4 separate regions of the Mus musculus genome follow, and regions 2, 3 and 4 are each linked to region 1. Evidence: chromatin loops called from intact Hi-C (ENCODE). Cell type or tissue: left cerebral cortex. All regions are shown on one strand. Each heading gives the region's core, and the rest is flanking DNA. Links, peaks and the distances in the headings are about the cores only. Region 1 holds the start of C1qc (complement component 1, q subcomponent, C chain). Region 2 overlaps Wnt4 (wingless-type MMTV integration site family, member 4). Region 3 overlaps Zbtb40 (zinc finger and BTB domain containing 40). Region 4 has its middle 31 kb from the start of Wnt4.

Region 1 (7,946 bases), core at 2,947-7,946:
CTATTGCGTGCCAGGCAGGCATCCTAGGAGTCCCACATAGGACTGTTCACAGTCCTGTGAGGAACGCTGACCCTTCAGCCCACCTACTACTGCCTTGGGGCTTGAAACCTAGTTCTGTTTTTTTTTTTTTTTTTTTTTTTTTTTTTTTGGTTTTTCGAGACAGGGTTTCTCTGTGTAACCCTGGCTGTCCTGGAACTCACTCTGTAGACCAGGCTGGCCTCGAACTCAGAAATTCGCCTGCCTCTGCCTCCCAAGTGCTGGGATTAAAGGCGTGCGCCACCACGCCCGGCTCCTAGTTCTGTTTTAAGTCAGTCTTTAGGTTGACTCTATATACAACCAGACTCGGAAACTGAGCTCTACAGAGTCCTGAGTTTGAGTTCCAAGTCTATGAAAGGTGCTGTGGGGACTCATGGGGGAGTCAGGTCAGGCTTCATGGAGGAGGTGATCTTGGTAGAAGGACATTGTCCAAGTTGTGTGGGTGGGTCCTGTAGAATGCAGGGACGGAGAGGATAAAATGACCTCTTGCAGAATGAAAAGACCAAACTGGACACACAACACTCATTCACCTGAACTAGAGGCAATTGATTGATTGATTGATTGGTTGGTTGGTTGGTTGATTGATTGACTGATGTCAGGGATACACACTAAGCTGCTATACTCTGCCACTGAACTCCATAAGCCTCATGTGACAGGGTGAGATCCCAGCTGGATAGGACTGGTTCTCCCAGACTGAGGGGACCTCTTTCATACCGCTCTGCCCCAGACAGTTACACTTCATGATTTTTTTTTTAAGTTTCATTTTTAATTGTGTGTGGGGGGGGGGCACTCCATAGCAAGGGCAGGTGCCTGTGGAGTCTGGAAAAGGACATCAGATCGCCTGGAGTCACAGGCTGCTCATTGTAAGCTGCCTGACTGGGGTGCTGGGGCCTAAACCCCAGTCCTCTGCAAGACCAGCACGTGCTCGTTACCACTGAGCCGCCCTCTCACCTGACAGCCGCACTTTGGGTTTTCTGCCAGCAGGTACCCACGGTAGGCCTCCCTAGTCCTCTGAAGGCTGCGGTGGCCAGTTCCTGCCATCAGGAATCGCAGCCCAAGCCTCACAGCTTGTACAAACAGCCATGTTTTGGACAGCCTCTTGGGGTGCCTGGAAGCTGTGCATCAGACATGTGGGGTGCCTCTCTCTGCTGTCCACGAATCCACATTCATCTCAGAACATGAGTGTGAATATTAAACACCTGGACACAGGAGACGGACTCGCACACTAGCTGCTACCGGTTTCTATTGGCTCATTCATTTCTTCTGTTTTTAGTCCTTAACTTGCTCATTTCAGCAGTCATTAATTCACTCCAAATCATCCCTTCACTCGGCACGAACACCCACAGATGCAAAACTACACACTTCAAGTTCGAGGTCTTCAAGTGAGAAACCCGTGCCAGGCGTATTTAGTGATCTATTTATTTCTCTATCTCACCACCTGAACAAAAAAATAGTCTCATAAGGTATTGATAAATGGCCACAGGAATAATACCATTAGGTGGTTCCCAGAGAAACTCTGAGGAGATACAGGGCCGATGGATCAGGAACCAGGGTGGACTTCCTGGAGGAAGAGGTCTGAGTGAGGATGGGGAAAGCAGAGGGAGCGAGGTGGGTGGCTGGGGGCTGGAAGCAGCCTGCCGTTCTAGTCGGGAAACAGTAGGAAACCAGAGAAGACGCTGTTGGAGCCCTCTATGCCCACCATGCCATTGTAGTCATTGACTGATAGCCACACCTCATCGCCCCTCTGGAGCCGCAGGAGGACTCCTCCGGAGCTGACCTGCTTGCTGTTGAACATGTGGTCGCAGAAGCTGGCCACCCTGGCAAGGTTGAGGTTCAGGTGCACGCACAGGTTGGCCGTATGCGATGTGTAGTAGACGAAGTAGTAGAGGCCCGGCACTTCACAGGTGAACTTCCCTGTGCTTGGGTTGTAATGCCCCTGAGGGTTGGTGACCACAGAGTTGAACCTGACGAGGGCGTTGGCCTCTGGGTACTGGGTGGTCTGCCGGGTGACTGTGAATACCGACTGGTGCTTCTGTTTGTATCGGCCCTCCACACCTGGCTCCCCCGGAGGCCCCCTGGGGCCTGGGTCCCCTGGCAACCCTGAGGTCCCCCTGGGGCCATTTTTCCCACGGTGGCCAGGCATGCCAGGCTCGCCCTTCTGACCCTTGGGTCCTCGGGTCCCAGGGACGGCTGGGATTCCTGGAGAGAGAGCAGACAGGAAGGACATGATAGGGCAGAAGGCAGGAAGAGGGACCCTGAGTGGGTCCGGCAATGACCTGTAGCCCATACTTTCCAGATAGCTCTGCCCAGGTGGAGGGGACAGGACGGGGGAAGGGACTCTGCTGTAAGTCCTGTGCTTGGTCTATCCCTGTCTCACTTTGGAATCTGAGGTGGGAGGGTCGAATTTTGCCTCTGCCTGATGATCTTTCTCCTTCCCCTTTAAGGACTCTACTTATTTTTTGATATATAACTCCAGTTTCCTCTTCCAGGAAGCCCTCCTGGACCACCCCTGCCTGTCCCCTCTGTGTGAGAAATCCGTGAAGATTTGTCTTGTGACATTCTCAACAGCTTGTGGACCTTTTACGCTCAGGCTAGATAGTCTGGAGTCAGAGCCTCCTCTCACTCAGGAGAGGTTCACTGAGGCGGGACAGTCACTGAGGTTTTGAGACTGCTACTGAAACCGTGTGTCAATGAAACCAAAGCTAAAACAAAGAGAAAGAAACAAGAAGAGAGGGTGGGTTCAGGACCCAACAGATCTCAGGCTGTGTGACCGCGGGCTGGTGGTTTCCTTCTATGAGCCTCTGCTTGTTCTGAAGGCTGAGCACAGGTTAGGCACATGGGAAGCAGTATGCTGTGGTGTCAGGGGCTGGCGATGACTGAGCAGGGCTATCTCAGCCTCCTCATGGGGACAGGGCAGGATAGTGACAGTGAGGGGCAGCAGAGCAACAGTCACTGTGTGGCTCTGAGCCAGTCAATTGCTTGATCTCTCTGGACCCCAGTTTTGACATTTGCAAAGTAGAAGCAAGTCATGGATCTAAGGGTTTATCAGCTCTGGGAGGTGAACCTATGCAGAATGCTCAGAGCCAAACCTGGTGGCCGGGGGACCTCAGAAAGCTCCTCTGCCAGCCTATGTACAGGGTCCCGTAAAGTGCAGCCCAGGGGGGCTCACCGGCTCCCCTCTAGTGAGTAATTCCTTCCAGGGTCGCAAGATTTCATTTGGTGGCTGGGAGGAAAGAGGCCAGTATGGACATTCTTTTTTTTTTTAGGGCGCTTTCCATTAGCCCCCTGTCTCATCCCTCTGTCCCCGAAGTCCCCACGAGTTCTGCTCAGCCCTACTTACCCTCCCTCATGCCCAGACTCCACTGATCTCCCAGGGAAAGCACCCACACTCATAAAGGGCCACAACACCTGCCCTCCTCTCTTCCCTAACCCTAGCAGCCCACTCCTTTCCTTGGCCTGCCCTTCACACCATGACACTCGTGAGAACACCCTGGGTGTGGTCCTGACCACCCTGCCCCTTGCATCCTGATTGACAGAGACCATCACACCTGCTAGGTGCTTAATTTTGTCATCTATGTAAACGTGTTCAAAGCTGTGACAACCTGAGAAACAGGGATTGCAGCACCCATTTCACAGACGTGCAAACTAAGGCACTGTGGGGTTAAAAAAAAAGTTGTGTAAGCTGATAAAGAGGGAGGTGGTGGACTTGGCTTGGTTTTGACCCTCCCATAGGTGCCCCGGCAGTGTGGGCCACCTTCCCTAAGCATCCATCTGTAGAATGAACAGGCTGTCACCTGCCTGCAGGGACAGAGGCTCCTCTTTATTCCCTTCTACAGGATAAGGCAAATGAGGGCAGCATGCTGCAAGGTCACCAGAGTCAGTCTGGAGGCTAAAGTCTGAACTCTGAGGACCTGCAGAAAGAGAGGGCTCTGCGCTTCCCGCCCCAAGGCCAGCCTCCATCCAGGCAAGCAGACTTACCTGGCTCTCCCTTGGGCCCCTGGAGTCCATCATGCCCGTCCTTCCCAGGGGCCCCCGGCATGCCTGGCATCCCTGGGATCCCATAGCAGCCAGCGCTGGCCTGGCTCCTGAGTGGTAGGGCCAGAAGAAACAGCAGCAGCAGGCAAAGTCCACATGGAGGCTGGCAACTGGGTCCAACGACCATCCTGAGGAGGGGCGGGGGTGAGATGGAGGAACTGGTACTGAATTCTCCCTCCCTCTCCTCATTGCCCCGTCCCCTTCCGTAGCCCTTCATCCTGGGGAGTCCACATCCAACCACAGATGGCTGGATGGATGATGGACAGATAGGTAGTGGGTCTCTTCTAAGGTCCAAGCCTTAGAGAAGGCCTATCCCAGCAAACAAAGACACCCCTAGTCCTATGGTTCAGGAGGGTACCTGAGGGGAAACCACAACTCGCTCGCACTGCAGCAGGGTCCCAGCCTCACCTGAGGGTGTAAGGGACTTCAGGCCTAATCACAGAGACGTCCTGTTCTCCCAGACAGGAACATACTGTTTCAGAGCTGTGAGAGAAGAACCGCCCAGAGCAGGGAGAGCCCCCTCCCCCACAGCACCCTAACCCTACATCCCCTTTCCAGAAATTTTCCCTGACTTGACACTTTCTTTTAGGTTCTGATCCAGGCTGACCACAGTGATATCTCTACCCACCCCTTCCTTCCCTGGCCCTAGGTCATGTGTGCCAAAATGAGGAAGTGTCTGCCGTCCCTTCATCCTGAGAACACCAGGGTGTGTGTGTGTGTGTGTGTGTGTGTGTGTGGTGTAGACCTGAACCCAGGGCACAGCTGTCCCTAGGGGCAGGGTGATCATTCTATGGCATCCTCCGTGCTTGAGAATCAATGGCCTTCTATCTCCCTGAGATGAAGTTACAGCCCCTCTTCCAGAAGAGGAAACTGAGGCTTGCCCTAAGTCACACACTGTGCAGTTGCTGGGTGACCCCTGTGTTCAGCAGCTTTCCAGAAACAAGCCTCGCATGAAATTGTCAAGTGGTGGGCCTTAGTCTAGAAACATCCATGTACCCATTCCAGTTGTCAGGCTCAGGGAAGGGTGCCAGGGTGAGCTTGCTTGGCATGGGTGCATCAGAGACAGAGCCTCTGCTTTTCCTTCTTGCTGGTCTCTCCCTGACCAGGAGACGCAGTCACTGCCCCGCAGACTGATCTCCCCACTGGATGTAGGAATTCCAGAGACCTGATTGGCACTACCTCTTCTTTTGCTAGGCCCCCACCACCTTGATGGTTTTTCTACCCCCTTCATCCTGCCCCCACCTTGTCTCTGGTCCTGGAACTTGCAGTGGTCAGGCCAGGCCTCTTCCTGACTCTTTCCTCAAGTGGAATTTATGGGATGAAGGCAGATTGGGGCAGTAGGATAGCCCAACTTAATGCTCTCATTACCTGGATTTGGGGTTGGGCTGGGGTCCTGTGTAGGGCATTGGGGAGGGAGCTACATCTAAGCCAGGCTCTCTACACCCTGCATATGCTACATCCTGACCCACACTAGCAATTCAGGATACCTAGTTGAGCAGCCCACAGGGTCTTGCTCTTTCAGTCCTCCTGACTGTCCCTCCACTTGTAGCCCAGGATATGCTATGTGGCTAAGGTAAGGGTGAGGGACTGGGAGGAGCCGAGCGTGGTGGGCTCTGTATTGTGAGGTGGTAGTGATGAATCCCTTGCTCTTCGGTCTTGGGCGCCTCTGTGCCTGGCCTGGCTCTTCCAGCAGGTGTCAGGCTCGGTCCGTGCTCAGCCTTCTCCACCACGCCCACCATTCTGCCAGGCTCAGCTTCCAGGTTCAGAGGAATTGCGGGTTTTCAGAGTGTCTGGAATGTAGGTTAAGGAAAGGTTCCACACTCTCCACTTACTGGGTCAGGCATGACCCCACAAAGTGACAGGAGCTCTCCACTTTGAGGCCAGACAGCCTGGCTTAGCTGTAGATCCCCCACCTTCCAGCAGGGTGCCTTATGTCAGGGAGCCTCAGTGGCTGTTTTACACTTTGTTTTGAAAGCCAGTACACGGGGTCCCCAAAGTCAAAGTCTTTCCCAGCCTGTGGAGGTGTGCATTCAGGCATGGGGGGAGGGGGGGCTGAGGGATCAAGAAGAAGCCAAGAAGGAACTCTGAGGATCATGTGGTGGCTTGGAGTTGAGGGGGGTCTAATCTCCCTGGAGTGTCTCACCTCCTCCTGACCCCAGAGGCTCTCGGCTGCAGTCACAGGGCATGATGATGTGTGTCCAAATGTACCTGCAGGCCATGTCAGGGATGACTCTGAGACCAGGTGCACCAGCCAGTGAACAGGAGGGGGGAATAGTCCCCGACTGAGCTGTGAGCACATGGGGGTTAGTGTGGGAGGAAACACAGGCTTTCGTATTCTGTGCATGTGGAAATGTGCACATCCATTACAACTGTGCATGTCTGTGTGTGCATGTGTGTGCGCCCATGTGCCTGGATGCATGCGTGTGTTTGGAGACGTGACTAGTGTGTACCTCCAAGGCTGTACATAGTGTTCTGAGAGGAAGTCCCTGAGCCCATGTTCTGGTGAGGAATGGGTGAGCCTCAGCCCACATGGGATCATGGTAAGTCTCAAGGGTAGTGTGTATGTGAGCAGGAGACAGTGTATGTGTGATTGCTGTGAAACTGTGTGTGTATATCTCCATGTGTGATTGTGTTTGAGCCTGGGATTGTGGGAATGCACTTGAGCACCCAAGATCCTCAGTTGTCCCCACCCCACCCCCAGGGCTGCTAAGCAGTCAGGTGACAGCAATCCACTCTCCATGTCTTCCTGGAAACCAACCGCTCAGGAAATTCAGCTCTGGGAAAGACTGCTGGGTGTCCGAGAGAGCCACTTGTTTGCCCTCTCTGAGCTAGGCTGCAGAAGCACCTGTGTGGTTTTGTCCAAGGATAACTGGGAAGACTGGGAGGGTATTGGTCAGCTAGCCTGATTTCAACTGCAGCTCCTTGCCTGAGGTACTGACCTGGGGCTTGATGCCCCCTGCTCCTTAGTCATCTGGGAAGTATGGTTAGAATTCTCACTTAGGAGCTTGCTCAACAAGACTGACCAACACAGAACAACAGACCCCTGTCTCCAGCTTTCACGCCCTGGCCACGGCAGCCCCCTCCCCTCTCCAAACTTCCATTACTGGCACCACTTAGCAGATTTGGAAACTGAGGTCATGTGGTGTGATCTGGCAGCTAGCAGGGGCTGACATCTGGAGCCTGGTTGATATGCCCTCCGCAACCATTGTGTACAGTGCTAACTAACACTGCTTTCCCAGTCAGCCAAGCAGTCAGCGATGGCCACTTTTTTTTTTTTTTTGAGACGGGGTTTCTCTGTATAGCCCTGGCTGTCCTGGAACTCACTTTGTAGACCAGGCTGGTCTCGAACTCAGAAATTCACCTGTCTCTGCCTCCCAAGTGCTGGGATTAAAGGCGTGCATCACCACCGCCCAGCAGCGATGGCCACTTTTATGCCCCTTTCCTGCTCAGTGCCCAGAACAGCCAGCCACTGCACGGAAAGTCACAGACACAGACGGGGATCGTTTATTCCAGAAAGTGCTTAAAGAAACCACTGGGCAGTGTGCAGAAACATCAGTCCTCAGTGCCCTCCCTCCGAGACAGCCCCTCCCCCAGGGTGCTAAAGCCCCAGCCCCTTCACTTTGCAGAGTGCGGAGGGGAGGGGTGCAGGACGGAGGGGGGGGCGTGGTCCACAACAGGGAGCGCAGGAGATGGCAGGATGCAGGGGCAGATCCCCAGCTCAGGCCGAGGGGAAAATGAGGAATCCGCTGAAGATGCTGTCGGCTTCAGTGCCCTGGTAAATGCGACCCTTTGCGGGGTCCTTTTCGATCCACACCTCGTCCCCTCGTCGCAGCTGAAGCACGGTGCCCCCTGCTAACACCTGAAAGAGCCCCTTG
Region 2 (5,000 bases), core at 1-5,000, 390 kb after region 1:
AAACAAACAAACAAACAAACAAAAAATCATACCAAAGTGACCCACCACTCCCAGAACAAGACCAGGACCTGGCTCTGTGAGGACAGAGAAGGTCCAAACAAAGACAGGGACAGAGTCCCGCAAGGTTCAGCTGCAGGGGACAACAGAAGGTGCAGAGCAAAGAGGGTAAAGAGGGTTGTAGAAGAGAGACTACCTCCTACAGTAAGAACAACTGCTCTCCCCATTTTACAGATGAGCACATTGAGGCCAAGTTTCCAAGATGTTCATTAATTTGTTTTGAGTGACACAGAGATAGGAGACTAACCCAGGTCGCTTGCCCCCAGACCATACTGCCTGCCCAGAGGAGGGACAAAGGTCTCCAGGATAGGCCACTGTGGTGTTCAGTACAGCAACCACTCAAACTGCTTAAAGAAATAGTGGACAGTTTGAATGGTTGGTTGTGTAGCAAGGGTCCTTGGGAGCCACACATCCCTCCCTGCTTCCTAAGAACGCTGCCCAAGATGGAGTCTGTGGCCCCTCGCTTCTATCTCCCTGATTCACTAGCTGAAGGCTGCGTTGGCTTACGCAGTTTCCTTTGGGTGCCCCCTTCTGCCAACTTGGCCTCCTTCCTCTCTGGTACGGAGGGCACAATTACTCCTGAGGAGTCTCTAAATGTGGCCTGGGCAGGCAGGGAGGCCAAAGGGAGGGGGCAGAGAGGCCTGGGCTGGTGTCCCAGCCCCCACCTGGACGCAGTAGGGCCAGGATCAGTGCCACTGACCCGCTTGGCTCCCCACCATGGCCTCTCTCACCCAGCCCCTCTCCTCTGGAGTCCAGGGGAACACCGGGGCGGAGCCACGGAGGTGTGGATTAGCCTCTCCAATTTTGTATATTTTGTTTAAAAAGGCAAGCAAACCTGGAAAAGCTTGGGACAAGCCCAGCTAATTTTAGTTTCTAATGAAAACAGCAGGTGGCTGAGAGGATCTGATCTCCCTGGCAGGGCCAGGGCCCTCCGGCCTCCTAGCAGGCTCAAGGCACAGAGGGGAGGGCCTCCTGGGAGGAGCTTGCAGGACCCACAGGCCCCATTCTAGAAACTGGGCACAAGCTGGCCAGCGGCTGTAGCAGGGGCAGCCTGGGCTGGTGGGGTAACCTGATCAACGGCCTGGCTATGGCCAGAGTCCTGGGTGGCCAGGGCAGCAGGTGACAAATTGCTAAACCTGTATTCGGCAATAGCAGGAAGGAGCCTAAACAGGAGCAGCGTGGCAGGCCCTGAAAGCAAGGATGGTCAGCCTCAGACAGCCAGCCCAGGGGCAGCCGACACCCATCAGGCCCTGGCTCGGGCTCTCCCAGAAACGGCTGTGCAGTGGATATTTGAGCCCGACCCAGCTCCCGGGTCAGTGAATGGCACACGTGTCTCTGGGGGAAAGGTTGATCCACCGTAGAACAGTGGGAGGGACCACAGAGACCAGCCACCCCCATCTTCCTCTCTTATCTCTGCTCTTCTGCCATAGGGGTGGGAAAACATCAGGACCTCTGCACCATCAGCCCCTAATCGAACTGCAAATATTCCTGAATAACTTCTGTGTGCCATGCCCTGTGTGGGGCCTGAAGGGACGCAGCCTGACAGAGTCCAGTGAAGGGGCAAGTCCCCAGCCAGAGAGAGACGGGGGGGGGGGGGGAGTTGAGAGCCAAGAACTGTTTGCTGCTAGATAGCTTTGGGACTTACAAGTTGTTTTGCCTGGGGGGGGGGGCGCTTGGTTTGCTTTGTTCATCTGTGAAATGAGGTCAGGTACACGCCAGGCTCCAGGATAAGCAAGTGGCATGAGAACAGGCTACGGCCACTGAGGGCTGGGCTGCCAACCCTCTCCAGCCTATGCCAGCTCTGGCACCCGCCAGGCAAACCCCTAGGGTCTCAGAGAGCAGGAGCAGAGATGGCCAGGCCTCCCATACATGGGAGGGGCAGCTGCTGCGTCCAGTAAAGGCAGGCCTGAGAGGTAGGCACGGGTGCTGTGACAAGCAGTTTCTCGTCATCTTCCTGGATGCCGTCCTGTTGACTCACGGCTGTGGCAGGCGGGCAGTGTCTCTGCCACCGTCGTTCCGGCCGATCTCCCTGTTACATTCAGAGCCTGAGGGAGGAATGCTCAGTTCCTCGAGTCCATCTCTCTCTTCTGGTGGCATGGGACCAACAGGCCCTCCCTCTTCTGCCAGTAGAAGGAGAATTTGAACTCTGATAGTAGGAAAGGCTGCAAAGACTCATGAGCTAACTCACTGTGCCTAGAGCCAGCTCCAAGTAGAAGGGGACTTGCCACGTGTCACAATGGACTAATGGATTGGCCAGACCTCCCCACCTGCTCCTTCTGTCTGGAGACTTCAGCCCCTGAATGCCCCCTTCAATGGAGGCTGACAGAGGCCCAATCCAGCCATATCTGACCTGCTTAGCTTACAAGGAGGAAAAGAGGTCTAAACATGGTTAGGCAAGATATATGCCCCTGTGTCTCAGAGGGATTGGGAGTCCTACCCTTTTCTGTGAGCCCTAGCCTGAGTGGAGACAGCAAAATATCCAATGGTAGGTTCAACTTCTTGACCCTTCAAGGAAGGACACAGTGGCCACTGAACAGTGTCCTGGCCCACCGCCAGTAGCTGAGCTCTTGGCGCCCCCTGCAGGCCACAAGTGACTTTGTGGCTGTGGTTCTGCAGGAGACCCCCCTACCCCCTTCAAGTGGCAAAGGAAGCAAGGAACACGCAGGCAGGGCTGAAGCCAGGGTTGCCATTTCCAGATGGTCCCTTCTCCCGACCATTAACATACCTTTCCCCATTCTAAAAAACTAGGTTCCTACACAGATTGGCCAGTGCTGCTAGCCTGGGAATGCATACCCCAGAGCCTAGAGACATGGCTCTGTCTGCAAAGTGCACGTTGCAAAGTATAAGAACCTGAATTTGATTCCCAGAACCCCTGCAAAAAGCCAGACCTGACAGAGAGGCAGTGGGGGCTGGAAGGGGTCCTGGGAGACCAGGAATTGATGCCATGGTAGGATGATCTGTCTGGCTCTGGGACTACCCATCTCCTTTGGCCCATTGGTGCTGCCAGGGACAGCTCCTACGATGTTACCCAGCCAGGCTAGGTGCATTAGCACACCTTGCCAAGTTCAGTCATCACAACAGCCGTTGGGGATAAAAGCCATGACTCCAGTATGGCTAAGGAAAGCTAGGCTCAACTTTACAGCCGGGGAGCTTGGGGAGAGGACTCTTCTCTGGGCACCAAGACCACTGTGTGGATAGGGATGTCCTAGCCTGAGCCTTCTAGAAATTGGTAGAAAACATCACAGATACCTTTTCAAGATTATTCTCTAGGCTAGTGGCCTCTCTGCTGCATCTCAAGATAGAGCCAAAGCACAGGGCATACTGACCATATCTGAGGTGAAACCCAGGCACCTGTGTTCTCAATAACCACACAGATGATCTCCAGGGGCAGAGAGGCCCAGCCTGCCCCTCACCCAGCAGGCTTTGTTGGAGTGAACCCAGTTCCCAGCTGCTTTGCCCAAACTGTCAATCTCTAAGTCACACAGAATCTAGCAAAGGGTTATAAAGTCAAATAAAACAAAAGTTCTGCCTCTCATCAGCTATGAGTCTTATACACAAGACCAGGGATGAGGCAGCACCCTGAACCCTGGGTGTGGGAGGAGAAAAGCAGGCATCAGGGCAGCTGTGTATCACATCCAACCACTGCCCCCCAGGTACCTGGCCAAGCTGTCATCGGTGGGCAGCATCTCCGAAGAGGAGACGTGCGAGAAACTCAAAGGCCTGATCCAGAGGCAGGTGCAGATGTGCAAACGGAACCTTGAGGTGATGGACTCAGTGCGCCGTGGTGCCCAGCTGGCCATCGAGGAGTGCCAATACCAGTTCCGGAACCGGCGCTGGAACTGTTCCACACTGGACTCCCTCCCTGTCTTTGGGAAGGTGGTGACACAAGGTGAGGAGGGTTGGTCTAGGGACATGGGCTATCTGTGTGTAACTCTGGGTGTCTGGGGTCTGTGTGTAACTCTGGGCATCTAGGGTCTGTATGCGGCCCTGGGTGTCTGGGAAAATGATATTTCTAGGGCCAGGCACATGGAAGATGTTTCAGGAGCAGAGGCAGCACAATTAAGCACACTAGGTAGAGGGCAGGAGGAGGTCAGACAATGGTCTGTGATCACAAAGCACTCTTGAATGCAGCTGGTCCAGGAATATAAGATGGAGTGGTCTTGATTTTCCAGAGGGAGAAACTGGGGCTCAGAGAAGAGACAGTCCCAGGTTCCTCAAAGGATGAGCAGAGTCAGGCTTCAACCTGGGGTACTCTGCTCACCTTTGCATCTAGCCTTGGGTCCTGTGCATGTGACATTTGTGCATGTGACAGGTCTGCAGAACACCTTGTGTGGCCAGCTCTTGTCCTCTGGAACACACAGTCTATTTGGGACCAGACAGTCCACTGCAGCACAATGGAAGCAGCCCACACACCTGCAGCATTGACTGTGGGCCAGGCACTATTTTAAGGACTGTAAGAAACACAACACTAACTCATCGTCCCTTGGCATCAGGCTTCTACGTAACAAGTGAGGAATTGGAGGCCCGAAGCTGTTATGTCATTTGCCTAGGGTCACAGGACTAGAGAGTGGCAGGATCTGAATGTGCGCCCGGCAGGGACGACACTGTCACTCCCAATAAATACAGGAGCAACAGAACAGAAAGTTGGAGCTCTCACCTTGCCAATACTAGGTACTATAGAAAGGTTTCTGCAAGGCTTTTGAAGTCCCGGCTGAGACCGATGACATGAGAGCCAAATGCAGGTGAGCCGAGGTTCTATGGAACTGGAAGGTTCTATGGAACTGGAAGGTTCCTGCCATGCAGGGAATGCTGAAAGCCAGCTAGCTGCTTCTCTACCTCCTGAGCAAGAAGCTGGCACATCTGAGACACCAAGTTGACGGGGCTCTCTGACTCACTCAAGCTGCAGGAAGGGCTTGCTTGAGCCAACCTTTGTCTTGGCACCT
Region 3 (7,946 bases), core at 1,143-6,142, 84 kb after region 1:
GCCATGGGAGGGAGAGCCTGCCGGCCGCCTCCTTGGCCCCTTTTCATTTCTCTTTAGCCCTGGTCCACCACTGGGGTTAAATAGGATAGAGCATATGGGATTCCGTATTCACACCAGCATCACCCTGAAAGGGGAGTGACCTTGAACAAGCTCCTTTCAGTATTCTGAGTGTCCATTTGATCCCTCTGGATGAAGGAGACCGTGAAGGCTGAGCTGGGGGGTGCTTTTTCCAGGACCCCCGGGCAGGGGACAGCCTTCTGCTGACAGTGTCTTCTGAAGATCACAGCTGAACTGATGTCACCCATTCAGCCGGTACCACCCACATCAGGTGCCTTTCCTTCCTGACCTGGGCACCCAGTGGGGCTGTCACAGGTTTGGGGACTAGATGACAGAGCTGGGCTCAGCCACTTGTCATGCCAAGCCTCTGTCTGGTTCTATGCTGTCCAGTGACAGTCACTAGCTGCATCTGATGCTAAGACGGAATTAAAATCAGGTCCCTCCATTGTACCACGTTTCAAGTACTATCGACCACGTGGGCCTAGTGATTTCCATATTGAATGACATGGTAGACTGTTCCCATTGTCATGAAGCCCCACGGGACACTGCTGATCCAGGGACCTGAACACAGATGTGATGCCTGCACTGGGGATACTCACAGTGGAAGTGACCAAATGGTGTCCCTGTCACTATACCCTGTTGCTATGCATGCCGTCGCTTTTCCTTGGGAAGCAAACTTAATGCCAGCTGTCCTGACTGCAGGTCTGCTACTGCCTTCTCACGTGACATAGTGATCTGCTTCCTTGAAACTTCAACATCTGCACCAGCAAAACAAATCCATGTCCTTCCAACCCCAGGAGCACTGACACCAGAATCAACGAATCAGCCACCAGAAGTGCCCTGAAGTATAGGGGACCAGGAGAGACGGCAGGGACAGGATGATGGGGGTGTGGGGGTTCAGGGAAATGGCAGCCTGAGTCCACCCAGCTGAGGAAGCTTGAGAACGAGGCTGAGGTCGCTCTCTGTATCTTTTGACTGCAGAGGGGAAAGCAGCAGGATTCTGAATTTCAATATTGTTAAAGATCAAAAGCACACACCTGTGTGAACCGACTGAAACCCCAGAGTGCTACTGGGCAGTGAGGCCCCGTGAGACACTGGAGACGTTTGTCCCACTCATCCACAACTGAGGGTGCCCTTGTTGGGCTGAGCCTTTTCTACCCTCTCCTGCTCAGCTCAACCCACCACAAAGCCTTGAGTCTTCTGGCTGGGACAGAAACAGGGTCAATGTATAAGTCAGGTGACCCATTCTGCCCGTGTAAGAGGTAGAGGCCAGAGGAGGGCTGGCCCGAGGTATTTGCCCAGTGGTCTCTGCTATCTCCATATACACACTACAGAAATTTCCAGAGCACCAGCCATGTGCCTGGCCCCAGACAAGTTGGGAGAGTCACAGCTGGGACCAGGCCTTACTCTCTGGGACTGTTTTTTGTTTTTTTCCCCTCCTTCTCCACAGTCCAGCTTACCTGAGGGTTAGAAGCATCCCATGGAGTTTCTGTGCCCAACTCATGTGACTGGTTACTATGGTCATTGAGCACTGATGGCCACCAGCAACTATACCAGAGCCTTTTATATATGTCTATCTGCTATTATAAGAGTGTTCATTACTTCATCTTACAGACAAGACCAGGATAGGACAGCACATTTAAAGTGACAGCTAACAAAGAGCAGGACAGGGACTTGAACACAGAGCTAAGCAATTCAAAAGCTGGGCTCTGCTCCAAGGCATCCTAGTATCTTCTTTAGATCTGACACTCTGGTAGGATGGATGTTGCCATGGGAAACATTTTGCTTTAGGGGCCCCAGCTGAGATGAGAAGCCAGAGAAGCCATGAACCTTCCCCGTAAGTTTTTGGGTCAAGGGAGTCCCACAGTGTGTCACATACTATACTGGGCTCAGACACCCACATGGATTTCTAGCAGGCTCTGTGGCTTGCTGCATTCTAGAAGAAGCCCTGACTGAGCTGGTAGGTGTCTAGTGAAGGTACAGAGGGTTCAGGGATCTAAAACAGGGACAGGTCACTGGCCAGTAGCCCTGCAGCCAGACTCTGCCACTTACCTGGATAACCAGGCAGAAAGCAAGAAACACAGCAGGGTTATGAATGATCTCCAGCCGAGCTCACTGCTACTGTGATTGCTCTGACTTCCTCATCAGTCACCCCGGAGCACCAGCATCCGCACCACTGCGGGTACTGTCATTTTATGGACTCAGAATCTTAAAGGGTCCGGTCAGTGTCCACTGTGTGGGAAGCACTTAACGCCAATTGCTAATGATGAGAATGTGTGTGTTGTGTGTGTGTATGCGCGCATGCACACACATTTGTGCACACGTGAAGGTCAAGGGTCAATGTTGGTGTCTTAACCACGTCTCCACCTTTTATTATTGAGACAGTGGTACCCACTGAACCTGAAGCTCACTGGTTGGCTGCACACTATGTGGCTATCAAGCCCAGGATGCTGTTCCCATCTCCCTGGCACTGGGATGACCTGAGTCTGAGGATCTGAACTCACAAATTCAGGCTTGCATGACAAGCACCCCCAAAACAATTATGAGAATATTTCTAAGAGAAAAAAAGCACCTCCCCAAGACAAATAAAACAGATGAAAATTGTGTCGCATCTGTAGCTCTCAGCTTTAGTCTAGACTGGCACGGCATTCTTGAACTTGTGTCCGAGTTCCCCAGGTACGGAAGCCATGTATCTTTCCAGCCTCATCCCCAAATGTCCACTGCATGTGGTGTGGGTGAGATCAGTCATTCCCAGGGCCCCTGCTCTAACAGGTCTATGCAGTCGGACACCTGGAGGGCCAGGCTAACTGCCTAGATGCTTGCGTGTGTGTACTTGAGCAAGGTCAATGCCATCTTTGCCCTTGAAGGGGTCACAGTGAGAGGCCTGAGGTCACCCTGTAACAACCTAATAATGTCATGCTCCCAAGCTCCTAAGTGTGTCACTTGACAACTTTCCTCCTCTACATGCCACAGCCATCTTGTTCCTCAGTTGCAGTCCCTGGGCTCTGAGGCAGCCCCAAATGCTGGTCTTGCAAAGCTGGCTTCCGTCCTAACCCTACCTGGATCAGGCACTTCCATCCTTCACAGGGCGTAAAGTTGCTGTCCCTCCCTCCCCAGTCTCTGGGGTCCCTTTTACCCCGTCCATTTTTATCAGACCCTCCTGATGCCAGGACTGTGAAATCTCTCCTGGAAAGGCCCGCGGGTCCCTGGACTGACCTTGTCTGGATGTGTTTGATCAGCTGTCCCTGGCCTGCGCTGGGGGAACCTGGTGCGAGAAGAGCGGCAGGCATGGTGTTTGATCAGGGCAGCTGGGGAGCTCAGGCTAGCTTGCTCAGCCTTCTGCTAATCTCATCTCAGAGGGCAAAGAAAGGAAGTTCCCACAGGCTCTCCCATAGGTATCTAAGGGAGCAGCCTTGCCAGAGATGTGAAGCAGAGTCGGGGAAAGGCAGCAACCAGAGTGCTGGGTCCCCTTTGTTCCTAGCCTAGTCCTCCCCACTTCTCCAGAGGAACAGCTTGGCCTCCTCTTCAAGGCTCAGAATCCAATGGGGGATGGAACTGCACAAGAACTGCAGCAAAATCTAACTTCTGCTACCAGGGGTTGCCATTGTGTAGCAGCTGGAGAGGAGAGTTGGGCAAGCCCCACCTCTGTAGGATTCCAGCAGCACTCACCCTAGGACAGTGCCAGTCTCTGTCCTGCCAAGCTGCAGACGTGCAGGAAGAATGGGTGGGATTATAGTATATGCTGCCACCCGTGGGCAACAGCTCCCACAGGTCGTGAGGGACAAGCCCTATTCCTGCTCAGCGCAATGTGCCTGGGCTGGGACCCATCAACAGCAGCAAGCACCACCTGAGCACCCAGTGAGTACACTGTGCATGGTCAGTTCTGTAGAGGAGACATAGTTGACATGGGATCTATGCTCTGATAGCACTTGGCAGGGAGCATGGAGCATAGACACAGAGGAAAGGGAAGTCCTTACACACATCCTGGATGCCTCTTCTCAGAAATCCAAGCCATAGTGGAGAAGAGCGCCCCCAGTACTTACTTTCTCCCATTTCCTTGTGTGTGCATGTGTTTTGAGACAAGGTCTAAGTACCTGGCTGGCTTTGAACTCAGAGCTGCTCAGAGTGCTACCTTAGCCTGTTTTGTTTTGTTTTGTTTGAGCCCCCACCCCCGGGTCTTGCCAAGTAGCCAAGGCTGATTGTCAACTTGCTCTGTGGCCGAGGCTGGCTTTGAACTTACAATCTACATGTTTCTTGCTCAGGAAGGCTGGGATCATAAGGCTCATGTCATCACACTAGGCTACTGTTCCTTTTTCCACCCAAACATATCCATGCTCATAGGCTCACAGAGATTGAGACAGTGAACCAGACTGAGGATGTAGGAGCGTAACCATGCTCACTAGACTTGGTCTCATGCCTTTACATGGCTGTGCTGCTGAGGGCTCTAGGAGCCTGTTTGTCCTAGGAAGGCTGTGGCCTCACTGCAGGACAGCTTAGAGGCTCCGTTCTCAGCCTTGCTCCTCTCTAATCCTTCCTGGGCCTGGCTCATCTCCTGGGCTCCTTGAACCTATCATAAACATTAACAGCAACCATTTAGGAAGCCTCTGCACTGTCAGGTACTTAAAAATGTTAATAACTTTCCACATCACTCTTAGGAAAGGCTTGTCCAAGGTGACTTTCTCAGCAGGGGTGGGAAAGCTCCCCCTTCCTTCCCTTCCGTCTGTGTTGCTCTGCCTCTCAGACAGCGACCCTCATCCATGGAGAAGACTGTTAGCTCACCAGGGATCCCTCAGCCCAATTTCTACCTTTGCTCAAACCATCCCAGGCCAGCCCTCTCCATATTCCCCTTCCAGCAGGGCCCAAGGACATGCTTCCGTTAGATTCCACAGAGCACAGACCCTCAGGCCCCAGATGAGACCTGGAGCCCTCCGGCTTCTGCGACACCTCTCTTGGACAGAAGGGTGAAGAACAGTAGGTTCTGGATACATCCATGTTTGGACCCAAGACTGTTCTACGAGTGAGTGCAGAGCCTCCCCAGATCCTGCCTTCCCAGCCTTGGGGCTCAGCTTGCAAGTGCAACAGGCTTCCCCTGAACTCTGGTCCTCCTAGCATCTCTTCTCCTCCTTGTCGTCTGCCAGCAATGTGACATCTTTGACTCTGCTTTCTTAGTGTCAGAGATGCTGCACACTTGGTGCTTTAGGGGCCACTGACATTCAGTACATAAATGAAAAGTGGTGGATGTCGTGGGGTGTTGAGGGGGAGTTGAGAGGGGGAATTCTCCTTCTATCAGAGAACACAGGAGGCTGGCTTGTGTGTAAACCTTCTGGAGTGTACTGAGTAAATGTGGACTTTAACTTGTTCCCTAGCCCTAAGAGTAGCCACCATCTCCCTTCTTACTGCCAGAAGGGAGCTGAGCAGGTGTCCCCAGAGCCCCAGGTAGGACACTGAAGGACAACTCAGGTGGACAGAGTGCTCTGTAATGTGACCCGGGCTCCTTTGGAAGACTCATCACCACCAGTCTCCTGAAACACACAAGCCACAGTTGCTTCCTAAGTACAGACTTTATTTCTCTCCACAGTGCATGTCGAGCAGCTCTAGTTTGCAATCAGTTTTCACATCTCACGGGGCTGGCTGTCCTGGCCCTGGGTGGAAACGAGCAGCGGCGGCCTTGGGCAGGGAAACCGCGGCCAGCTTCACAATTTGGAGGCAATGTAAAATTGCTCAAGGAACGATTTCCTCAACAACACAGTCCCCAAAGAACTCACACTCTCCTCTTCTTTATAGGCCCAGTTAGACTGGAGTAGGTTTGAGTTTCTGAGTTTTAGTATAAGTCCTCAGTGCCCCAAGGTTTCCACAGCAACAAAACTATGAACCTCCTTTGACTCCCTCAGCCCTAAGTCTCTTACTCTCAATTTCTTCCAAGTGTCTGCTGGGACAGACGGGACCCGGAAGAACAAAGCTGGGGTGGGAGAGCTGACTAGAACAAACCAATGCCATCTCCACCCCTGGCCAACTTTCTAGTTCCAGAAGAAACACTTCTGTTCCTGGCAAGCACTGCCCACTCTAAGTGGGGCCGTCAGGGTCTCCATCCTTTGTCAGTACAGGTTCTCAGGCACAAGAAATTTAAAGGCACACCCTTCCATCCTCAGGACGACAGAGATCTTTCCCCCTCATTTGGCATCTGTCCCTCATCTCGGTCCTAACCATCAGTGCTCAGGCACTAGGGACAAGGCTGAGGTATCTCCTGTGGTCAGCATGGGCTGGAGGCTTCTGTAGAATGGCCAGTACAACACACAGGCCCAGAACTTACAGTACAGCAGGCTTGGATGCTGACAGAACTCAAAGCTTTTCTGACACACAGCTTAGAAGACAGTAGAGCCCATCCTGATAAAACAGCTGAGAAAGACCTTTATCTGCCACGCTCGCCTCGGCTCTGCTCATGCATGTGGACAGCAAATCTCACCTGCTCAGTCCATACACCAGCGACGGGCCAACCAGACTCCAGCTTGGCATCGCCTTCCCCTCTTTGGTGGCTGGGTCAGGAGCCTTAGGGAAGACTGGGGCCCCGTTGCTTAAATACACAAATTCCAAGGGACCTGGAGGCTCCTCTAGCTCCTGCCCACGGGCTAGGCAGGTAGTATTCATGAGGTTGAAGCAAATGGAGCCACAGTTCCATTGCAAAAGCAATGTGGACCACGGAGGCCCACATGGCAGGTCTCTGGGGCAGCAGATGGAGATTTTTCACCTTCTTCAGAGCCACTGTAAAAAGTCAGGCAGCTGGGGCAGAGGCCGCGAGTCACCAGCACAGAGCTCATTGAGGACAGGAATTCTCCATACTCCAGACCCAGCACTGCTGTGCCTCCAGCAGTGTGCATTACAGAGCTGGGCATCCAAGGATGGGCAGCCAGCCAACCTGCCCTAAGGCTTTCTGCAGCCAACTACGGTCTGGTGACTGAAGGTAGGTAGCACACCACCCAGGTTCCAGGAAAACGAGACTGTGTTTCTCAGACACTCAGGTTTCTACCTTACAGCTCTTTGTATTTAGAGACTTTCTCTCTCAGGACCTCTGTGAGGTTTGCCTTTTGCTGGGAAAAGACTTTGTTGGTGACACTACAGTTCCTAAGTCCTCCACAGCTTGTGAGGTGCTGTTCCTGACAGAAGCCTGGACGATGGACTGAGGAACCACCTCTCCACTTACAGATCGAGAGCTCCCCTGGTCGGCTGGCAGGCGCGGTCTGAAAGCCAGCAGGCTAGGGCCGCAGTGAAGAAACAGGGAGGCGAAGTCTCGGTGCTCGAGCACCATCTTCTGGTCAGTGTTTGGCTTCTGAGGCTGACTTGCTTTGAAAAACATTTACTTTTAGAAAGGGGAGATTCCCTAGCTGATGAGTTCAAACGATTTGCATATGCAATGAGGAGGGTGGGGCTGACTGGGAGAGGCTGGCCATCACTGGAATAGAAACTCACCAGTGCTGTCTTGTGCCAAGCTGAGGCCAAAGGGCAGCAGGCCTTGAACACTGCTGCGGTTTAAGCTGCTACCGCCTGTCTCCCTGTGAGCCCGCCAAGGCATGGTGGCGATGCATCTCCGCCATGATCAGAAGAGACCCTCCCTCTCTGCACATGCTTCTGCGAGCTGCACTTGGCAGGAAGGTGTGGGCTTATCTCTGAGAGCAGGTGGCTTAAAGGTGAGTGTCAAATCAGGGCATCCCCTCTGTAGGTAACCAGCCACACCAGGTGACAGGGAGCCCGGCCTGATGGGCAAATACTGTGATAACCCACTCCTCTCTTTGGGCTTCTAGAAAAGCAAGCTAGATGCAAGCCCTTCTCTCCGAGCAGTAGGAACCAACATCCATCTAATTGCACTTCCAACCGGATTCCACGAGCCATCAATT
Region 4 (7,946 bases), core at 1,367-6,366, 410 kb after region 1:
ATAGGTTAGCTCCTGTGAGTCTCAGCCTTCCCACTCGGAGCAGCTGAGGGTTGTTATAAGAACCAAACCACAGTGCAGGTCGGTATCCAGAACGTAGTTCCCTCTCCTGTCGTCTTTCGCAAGAGGCCATGCACTGTCCTCCATGTCAGGACAAAGGGCAGAGCTGGACAACGATGGTGGCACCACACACGGACTCTAACGGTGTCCTCGGAGAATCTGGGAGCTAGTCAACGGAACGTGACTGCAGGTTCTCAGTCTGCTTAGATGCCCGTTTTCACCCTAGTTTGGCAAGAATGCCAGGCGAAGGCGGAGAAGAGACTCCCATCCAATTAGCTCTCAAGAGTCTGAACCCCGGCTGGGCGGTGGTGGCGCACACCTTTAATCCCAGCACTCGGGAGGCAGAGGCAGGCGGATTTCTGAGTTCGAGGCCAGCCTGGTCTACAGAGTGAGTTCCAGGACAGCCAGGGCTACACAGAGAAACCCTGCCTCGAAAGAGTCTGAACCTCATCGAGCTTCGGAGGAGGGGGAGGATCTGGACCTAGGGAGAAACAGCTGCTGCTGCTGCTGCTGCTGCTTCAAATGTGACCAGAAACAAATCAATAACAGTTTCCAAGTGAACATTCTGGGCCGTTTATCCCTCTGGCCACCAGCTACTCTGTCACTCCCCTTAGGGCTGTCAAGTGGGGAAGAGCTTTGGCGTTAGCAAACCCCAACTCTACAACTTCCTAGCTGTAGGAAGGATACCCACATTGAAGGTGAAAGCGCCCACAGTGAGACACAACGCACTTCGATGCTTATTATGCACTGTACCCGCTCCCAGCCATGCAATCTTTCAGAGGGGGATATGGTGTGTCCATTCCACAGAGAGGAGCACTGAGTAACAATCAGATGAACTGAGGCATGAGGCTGGAAGCGGGGGGGGGGGGGGGGTTGCCAATGGTGCAAAGCAGACTGAGCCAACAAGGGAAAGCATGAGAGTGGGCTCTGGTTTGTCCCAGATGAGTTCAGTGTCTGTTACAGACCAGTGCGTCCTAATGCTGCGACCCTTTAATACAGCTACTCACGGTGTGGTGACCCCCAACCATAAAATTACTTTCATTGCTACTTCGTAACTGTAATTTTGCCACTGTTATGAATCAGAATGTAAATATCTGATATGCAGGTTTATCTGATATGCGACACCACCCCCCCCCAAGGCTGTCACACCACCCACAGGCTGAGAGCTGCTGTTCTAGATCCCTCCTCCTCCTCCGGAACAAAAGAACCCTCTTACCACTCTCACTAAAGCCCAGGACCCCGTAATTCCCCTTCCAGGGCCCCAGAAGAGAGCCTTGGCCTGGTCTGTGACCCCTGGTCCCAACATAAGGCCTCCCTGGAAAGCCAGCCCCCATGACTTTATTATAAATGACGCCCTGAATGGCCATCTGACCCATCCTGTCTCCTGGCCTCCTCATCTCCAAGTTCCTGAAGCCACAGCCAAACACAACAGTGTGGGCTTGTTTCTTTGGGGCCCAGAATAGAAGGCTCCCCAGCACCTGGGAGCAGCTGGACACTAGAACTCAAGGACTATGGCTGGTCTCCTCATCCTGTGCCAAGTGCATCCATAAACAAGGCCTCTCAGTGGCTCCCTGCAGCTGCTCCCCACGAGGTCAAAGAGGGAGAAACAGACCAGAGTCGGGGCAGCCTATAGCTCACAAGTGAGGATCGAGCTGGCAGGGTCTGGCCTTAAAGGTGGTCCCTGGGTCCAGGGAAGCTTTTCACTGCTGGCCTGGCGCCCCTCACCTCAGATGGGTGCACTAGTGCCAAGCTCCTGGGACCCCATGGAGCCTGTGTCACTGCTGTAGGTCCCACTGTTTTACAAGCTGTCGGGGAGAGTGGGCTCGATAGGGTGGCGAGGCCTGGATGCTGGGCTGTTGTGCGTGATTCTGTTTGCTATAAAACAGCCAGACATTCCTAGGACCTGGAATCACGCCGAGGCCGTGGAGCTAGCCTTCCCAGCCATATATCTCCAGGCGGGGGGACAGGCCTGAGACATCTGAGATAATAAAGACATGACTGTCTCAGCCCTGGGGCTTGTCTCCCCTTTGTCCCAGGGCTCAGCAGCCTGCAAGTTTAAAGAGATCCTCCCCCTTCTCCTGGGAAAGTACACGTTCATGGGATTCTACGGCCCGTGGGGTTAGCTTCCCAAGAGCCAGGCCTGGGCTGGACTCCTGTTCCCAGCTCAGCAGAGCATGAGACGACCAAGGGCCAGCCCTTAGCAACACACAAGAGAGGGTGGCTAACTAGGCGGTGATCACTCACACCACAACTATGGCCTGACAACCATTCCCTGTACACATGTCTCGAGTTCTCAACGGCCCTATAACACAGGGCCTAACGTTTAGGCATGAAGAAACAAAACCTCCAAGAGGTTAAAAGGCTTTTTTGTGTTGTTGTTTTTTTTTGAGACAGGGTTTCTCTGTATTGTCCTGGAACTCACTCTGTAGACCAGGCTGGCCTCGAACTCAGAAATCCACCTGCCTCTGCCTCCCAAGTGCTGAGATTACAGGCATGTGCCACTACTGCCTGGGTTCATGCTGTTTTTGAACCTCCCCTATGCTCCCTCCTCCCTAGCTTCCAGTGTCTCAACCCCGTGGGACGGAAGGCTTCCCTTTAAGGAGAAAATCATTACGAGGGAGGCAAACCCAGAAGCCAAAGCCACAGCTGCCAGCTTTGTCTCCCAAGTCACTTCTACCTCAGTATGACCAAGTAATGGCAACGGCCTGTCACGAGGGCGAGTGACTTCGTGAAGGGAGCACGGGGCCATGAGAGAGGCAAAGGATGAATCTGGGACACTTTGTGACGTGGAGGGTTGGGCCTGACCTTTCCTCAGTGGCTGGAAAGAGGCATCATTCACACGTATAAGCAGAGGGAGCATGGGGCAGAACCTACAAGCCCAGGTTCAGCCTGCGAAGTCTTGTAACGCTCAACTCTAAGCCGGTTTTCTTATTTGCAAAATAAACACCTGTCCCACCGGCTGTACCGGCCCTTGCAAAGATGAACATGACAGCGCCTCGTGACAGCTTTACAAACAGATGACATCACGGCCCACATGTGCCTTTCCCCTGCTGTTTTCTTTTGCATTCCTGATGTCCCCTCCTCCCCCTTTTTCTTCTTGTCAAACATCTGATCTCAACATGTTCAGTTGCACATTAGCTCAACCTGCACAAAAAACCCGGGAATGATTCTTCTAATACAGCCACACACAAAAAGGGGGCCAAGGAAGGGCTCAAACACCTGCTAAGACAACAGACACACCACACAGTGTCAGCCCACAGCAAGCAGGAACAGACCTGCTACGGCACAAAAAGGGCCAAGAGCTGTCTACTTCTGTCAATCCCCAGACACTCGCACCTGACAGCAGAGCCCCAGCAGTGTAGGATAGCGTCCTTCTAATCCAGCTGCTCCTCAGGGGACCACGGGTGTCTCCATGTGACTCCAGCTACAAACGGAGCAATCTAGCCCTGCCGCTATTTTCCTTATCCTCTATCTATAGGCCTCTGCAAACCAGGGAGCCTCCACTCTATTAAACATCTGCCCTCCTTGGGAACAGAAGGCCACTAAGAGAAACCAAAGTTTAGAAAATCCTAAGTGGCCAAGAAAATGCTAAGCATTTTCCTTACTTCCACAACTGTCTTTGAACCACAAGAGAACATGGAGGCTTTCTGATCTGAGGGTCCTGATGCAAGCTCTCATGAGTTCTACTTGCACATCCAACCAGCCCTGAAATATACCAATTCTTCCTAAGGCCCCAACTACATTCCAGTATTCCTAAGTCTGTCTACAACAGAGGCTATTTCAGACGACAAGCTCCCCAAAGGCAGTCAATATCAAAAACTTATCATGACTCAATTAGAAAAAGATGACCCTTGCAGAAGGTTACCTGAAAGGACACAGTCCCGAGAACGGAGCTCACTGGGGCCTAGGGGATGGGCAAGCAATCTGTTTGAGAACTGGAAACAGGACCCTTGGGTTGGGGGCAGAGTGGGGCTTCTCAAAAGTTAGAAGTAAGGCTACAGGTTAAAGGTGACAAGACCGTGGACAGCGAGCTCTTTCGGTTGTGGAGTCTGTGCTTGTTAAGTCCTGGGCAACAACCTTTGCCAGCCTTTTCTTATTGTTTTTCTGCCACCTAGTGGATGTTCTCCATCATTACAGAGCTAGTTCAAAGCCATTTTCTTTGGGCCATGGTGTCATTCAAACATGGGTACTGAGTGATTTCTGATCTTCATTACTTTCCAACACTGCAAAACAGGCAGATGCCCTTTGTAGTCAGGGCAGTGGATCTCACCCATCCTACCGCTGCAACCTTTTAACAGAGTTCCTCCTGTTGTGGTGAGCCAACCCCACCACCACCACCATAAAACTATTTTGTAGCTACTTTATAAATTTACTAGCTATGAATGGTAATATATGTATCTGATATCTGATCTTTGGGAAGCCATTCTAGGCTGTATTAGACAACAGAAAACACACTGCCAAAACCTCCCTCATGCAACCCCATTGCTACTGAAGAGACTGAGGCTCCCGATTCAGAGCAGCTTCAGTTTTCCTCCAGGTCTACACGGTGATGTTCCCTCTGGCAGTTACCAGTCAAGCAGAGGGCACCAGCCTCCTCTAGCCCCAAACACATGTGCACACATTGGCCCACTCTCAAGCTCCCCGTTAAGTTAAAGGGCCATATGAAAAATGTGTACTTGGGTTCACTGGAGGGATAACAGCCAAAGTATGGAAACAGACAGAGTGTCACTGGCTCGTGGATCAATAAGCAAAACACAACAGTCACAAAACACATAAATAATGGGACAGGGGTTGGGGCTCAGTAGCAGGGCTTGCCTTGAATTTGTGAGTGGGGAGATGAAGAGGCTACACAAAGCCCTTGAAAACACGCTAAGTGCAAGAAGCCAGGCACAAAACACTACATGCGGTATCATCTCCACACCGAGAGAACTTATGGTGACAGAGACAGCCTCCTGGCTAAGAAGGGGCAAGGACTTCCAAAGGCATAGCTCAGGGGCTTCTTCACTAATGTACGGAGCTCTGGAACACCTGAGCGCTCCAGAGCAGCCTTGGGACTTTTAGACAGGCTGTAGAGTCTCCAGAGCCAATGGGGCAGGCTGAGGATGATCTTGCGATCCTGGCTTTACATGATCTTAAGAGTTACTGTGAAACCTAAACACGATCAGATTACTGTTCATCTCCCCTGATCTTTCCCTCTCCTGAAGATATGCTCTGCCCACTCTGACAGAAGCACCCTGTGTCAGTGGGGACAATCCTAGAAGGCTTTAAGCCAGGCCAGAGCAAGACATCGGGAGCACAGCTCTCCCCTCACCTTCAGTCTTCCAAGGACTTTAGGCCTGAACCTTCAACAAAAACCTGCTTCGGGAGAGCCTGCTGTGCTGTAACCAAATCCAAGGATGTATGACCCAGGTTAGTCCTGCCCCTCAGTGAGCGTTAGTCAAACTCAAGCTGTCCTCTCAGAAACTGAGGGACTGAAGAGAACCCTGTATATAAAACCTTCTCTAACACATGCACGCAAGGACTAGGGATACAGCTTAGCTAACAGTGCATTTGCTTGCCTAGTGTGCACCAGGCTTGGATTCCCAGCACAGCATAAATCAAGCATGGCAGCACATGACTCCTTGGGAGTGGAAGTAGCAGCCTCTGAAGTTATCTATCCACAGCCAGCAGAGACAGCTCAGGTTGTTGGGAGTAATATTCACCTGTAATCCCAGGATCTGAAGACAGAGACAACTGGATCTATGTGATTTCAAGGCCAGCCTTCTCTACATAGTAAGTTCCAGGACAGCCCAAGCTATTAAAATTGGGTATGTGTGTGGGGGAGGGGCGGGAGGGATTAAGAAGGTAGTGTCAACCGGAACCAATGGTATTTAGATCTCCTGGCAGCGCCTCACAGGGCACACTGCTCAATTTGCCCAGGGTAAGTAGGCAGTAGTGCAGAGCAAAACTGAAGAACCATGATCTACAGGAGTCACTTCATGCTAGCTTTTGCTTCTGTAATGGGGTTCTACCACACAAAGCAAATACCCCAAACAGAACCTGGGTCTCTTAAACTCCCAGAGCTTCCTCCAGTGGTGTTGTCAGGGCAGTGGGAGAAGTGGAAGGGAACACCAGGGGGAAAAAAAAGAAAGAAGAAAAAAGAAAGAAAACTTGTGTAGCAGAAAGCCCAACCAGGGCTCAAGCTGTCAGCCAAGGCACAGTCCTGAGCAGCAGAAGCACTAAGTGCAAACTCGGCGGCTGCCAGTTACACTGTTCCCATGGAAGGCAGGCGGGGTGAGGTAGGGGGCAAGGATTACCAGGTACTGTCCACTCTGCTGCAGGTGGGAGGCTGGATCTAACTCCAGTACCTCTATGCCCTCGGTCAATAGGAGAGGGCATCCTTGCAGAAGCGTTCAGAATCGAGCCCCAAATCCCCTTCCACCAGACCAGGACAGTCTTCAGTGCTCCACAAAGGCCACCTCAGGGCTCCAGGGTAAGTCCAAAGCTTCAGGCATATTCCCCACACCTTCAGAAGTAAGTGGAGACAGAAAGAGGCAGGAACTGAGAACGCTCCCTCCCGCGCAGCCCGAGGGCAGGAGCCGACAGACTCCTCTGACCCTACGTGGCAGTGGTGCCCACCCCCTTCACGTCCTGACATAAAGCAATTCTCTACTCTCAGCAAAGCACAGCTACTTCCATCTCACACAGGAAAATGTTTATCTGCCTTGAGTCAGAGACCAAGGGAGCAGCAGAGCCAAACTTAGGCCCTAAGCCTCGGTATGCAATCTGCACAGCACCACGACGTCAAATTGTCTAACTTTACTCTCACTAGCTCCCTGCCCTTCTCCTCAGGGATGAGACAGGGTCACGCAAACCCAAACAAAGTTTGAGTTCCTCTGTTAGGAAAGATGCAGCTCCATTCTCCTGTCTGTCATCTTAATTCAGAACAAACAAATTTAGAAAGGGATGGAGACAGGTTTTTAGAACCAAATCTCCATCCTTGGGTACTCACCGAGGCCCAGCCTCCCAAGAACTAGAGTTGCATGGCTACACCACTACACACAAAGTCACTTCAAGATACTGAAAAACTGGAAACTCGTCTTTCCCCTTTTCCCCAGTGCTGAGAATCAAACCCAGGGCCTTGGGAAAGCCAGGTGACTGCTTCCCACTTAGCCACACCCTCAGCCCTCAACACGCTAAGCCAGTGGCTCTCAACCTTCCTAATGCTTTGACACTTTATATTCCTTATGTTGTGGTGAGCCCCACCCATAAAACGATGTGTTGCGATTTCATAACTATAATTGTGCTGTTATGAATCATACTTTTGGATATAGAGGTCTGTCAAGGGGCTTGCGATCTACAGGTTGAGAACCTCTGCTCTGAGTCATGAAGAGAAAGGGGGCCTTACTCTTGTGCTAGCCCTAAAGCACCTTTCCCATACCTTCCCTGTTCCAATGCTTTGTTGGCTGGCCCTGGCCACTGCTGAGATGCTAAGGATACAGTTTTCAGCCGTACGATTAGTCACACAGATTTCACTTCTACAGAATACTCGCCAAACCCGCAGGTTCCAAATCAGACAGACCTACTATGCTCTGACTCTGGCGGCGGGCAGGAGGCCCTCTGTCAGTGAGGATTATCCACTTCACAGGCTGTTACAGACATCGGTGTGATGCACGGTCCGCACTCAATCAGCACAGCTATCATCCCACCCAGCAAACACGTGGCAGTTCTTTTATGGCCCTCTGAGAGCCAGCGCTTCACTGTGCACACCTGTTCCCATAATATGCTGGCGCAGGACTGCTGGCTACCTCTCAACACGCCCAGCCTCTCCCATCCTTAGAAATCCTTAGCCGTGCACCTAACTCATGCACCTACATACACTCATATATCACATTATTACCGCATGCCAA

Evidence for each region. Peaks named below come from ENCODE experiments on the same cell type or tissue, not always from the same donor. Only the 100,000 strongest peaks of a DNase experiment are listed, where the experiment ranks them.
Region 2: it touches region 1 in a loop (2.1-fold over the local background); 6 of 42 quality-filtered maps call a loop at or near these places.
Region 3: a loop joins it to region 1, with 4 times the contacts of the local background. A loop is called at or near these places in 17 of 42 quality-filtered maps.
Region 4: a loop joins it to region 1, with 3 times the contacts of the local background. A loop is called at or near these places in 5 of 42 quality-filtered maps.

The regions. Positions count from the first base shown.
Region 1 is chr4:136,888,365-136,896,310 of GRCm38, forward strand. C1qc (complement component 1, q subcomponent, C chain) reads right to left here and starts at 4,550. Exons shown (of 3, transcript NM_007574.2): 1 at 4,480-4,550; 2 at 4,015-4,199; 3 at 1,438-2,235. The coding sequence starts at 4,198. The coding sequence ends at 1,679. C1qa (complement component 1, q subcomponent, alpha polypeptide) reads right to left here. Exons shown (of 3, transcript NM_007572.2): 3 at 7,552-7,946. The coding sequence ends at 7,790. In left cerebral cortex, for the core only: CTCF peaks have their summits at 5,758 (motif pointing right) and 5,965; DNase peaks (open chromatin) are centred at 4,638 and 5,785; H3K27ac peaks cover 649 bases.
Region 2 is chr4:137,285,404-137,290,403 of GRCm38, forward strand. It overlaps Wnt4 (wingless-type MMTV integration site family, member 4), which reads left to right. Exons shown (of 5, transcript NM_009523.2): 2 at 3,711-3,946. Among named protein-coding and RNA genes, the nearest start is that of Wnt4, 10 kb to the left of the region's middle. In left cerebral cortex, for the core only: a CTCF peak has its summit at 2,633 (motif pointing left); DNase peaks (open chromatin) are centred at 2,114, 2,518, 4,487 and 4,983; H3K27ac peaks cover 248 bases.
Region 3 is chr4:136,974,133-136,982,078 of GRCm38, forward strand. It overlaps Zbtb40 (zinc finger and BTB domain containing 40), which reads right to left. Exons shown (of 19, transcript NM_198248.1): 19 at 5,600-7,946. Among named protein-coding and RNA genes, the nearest start is that of Epha8, 21 kb to the left of the region's middle. In left cerebral cortex, for the core only: no CTCF peak of the experiment used is centred there; no DNase peak of the experiment used is centred there.
Region 4 is chr4:137,304,460-137,312,405 of GRCm38, forward strand. No RefSeq gene overlaps it. Among named protein-coding and RNA genes, the nearest start is that of Wnt4, 31 kb to the left of the region's middle. In left cerebral cortex, for the core only: a CTCF peak has its summit at 4,177 (motif pointing left); DNase peaks (open chromatin) are centred at 1,552 and 4,143.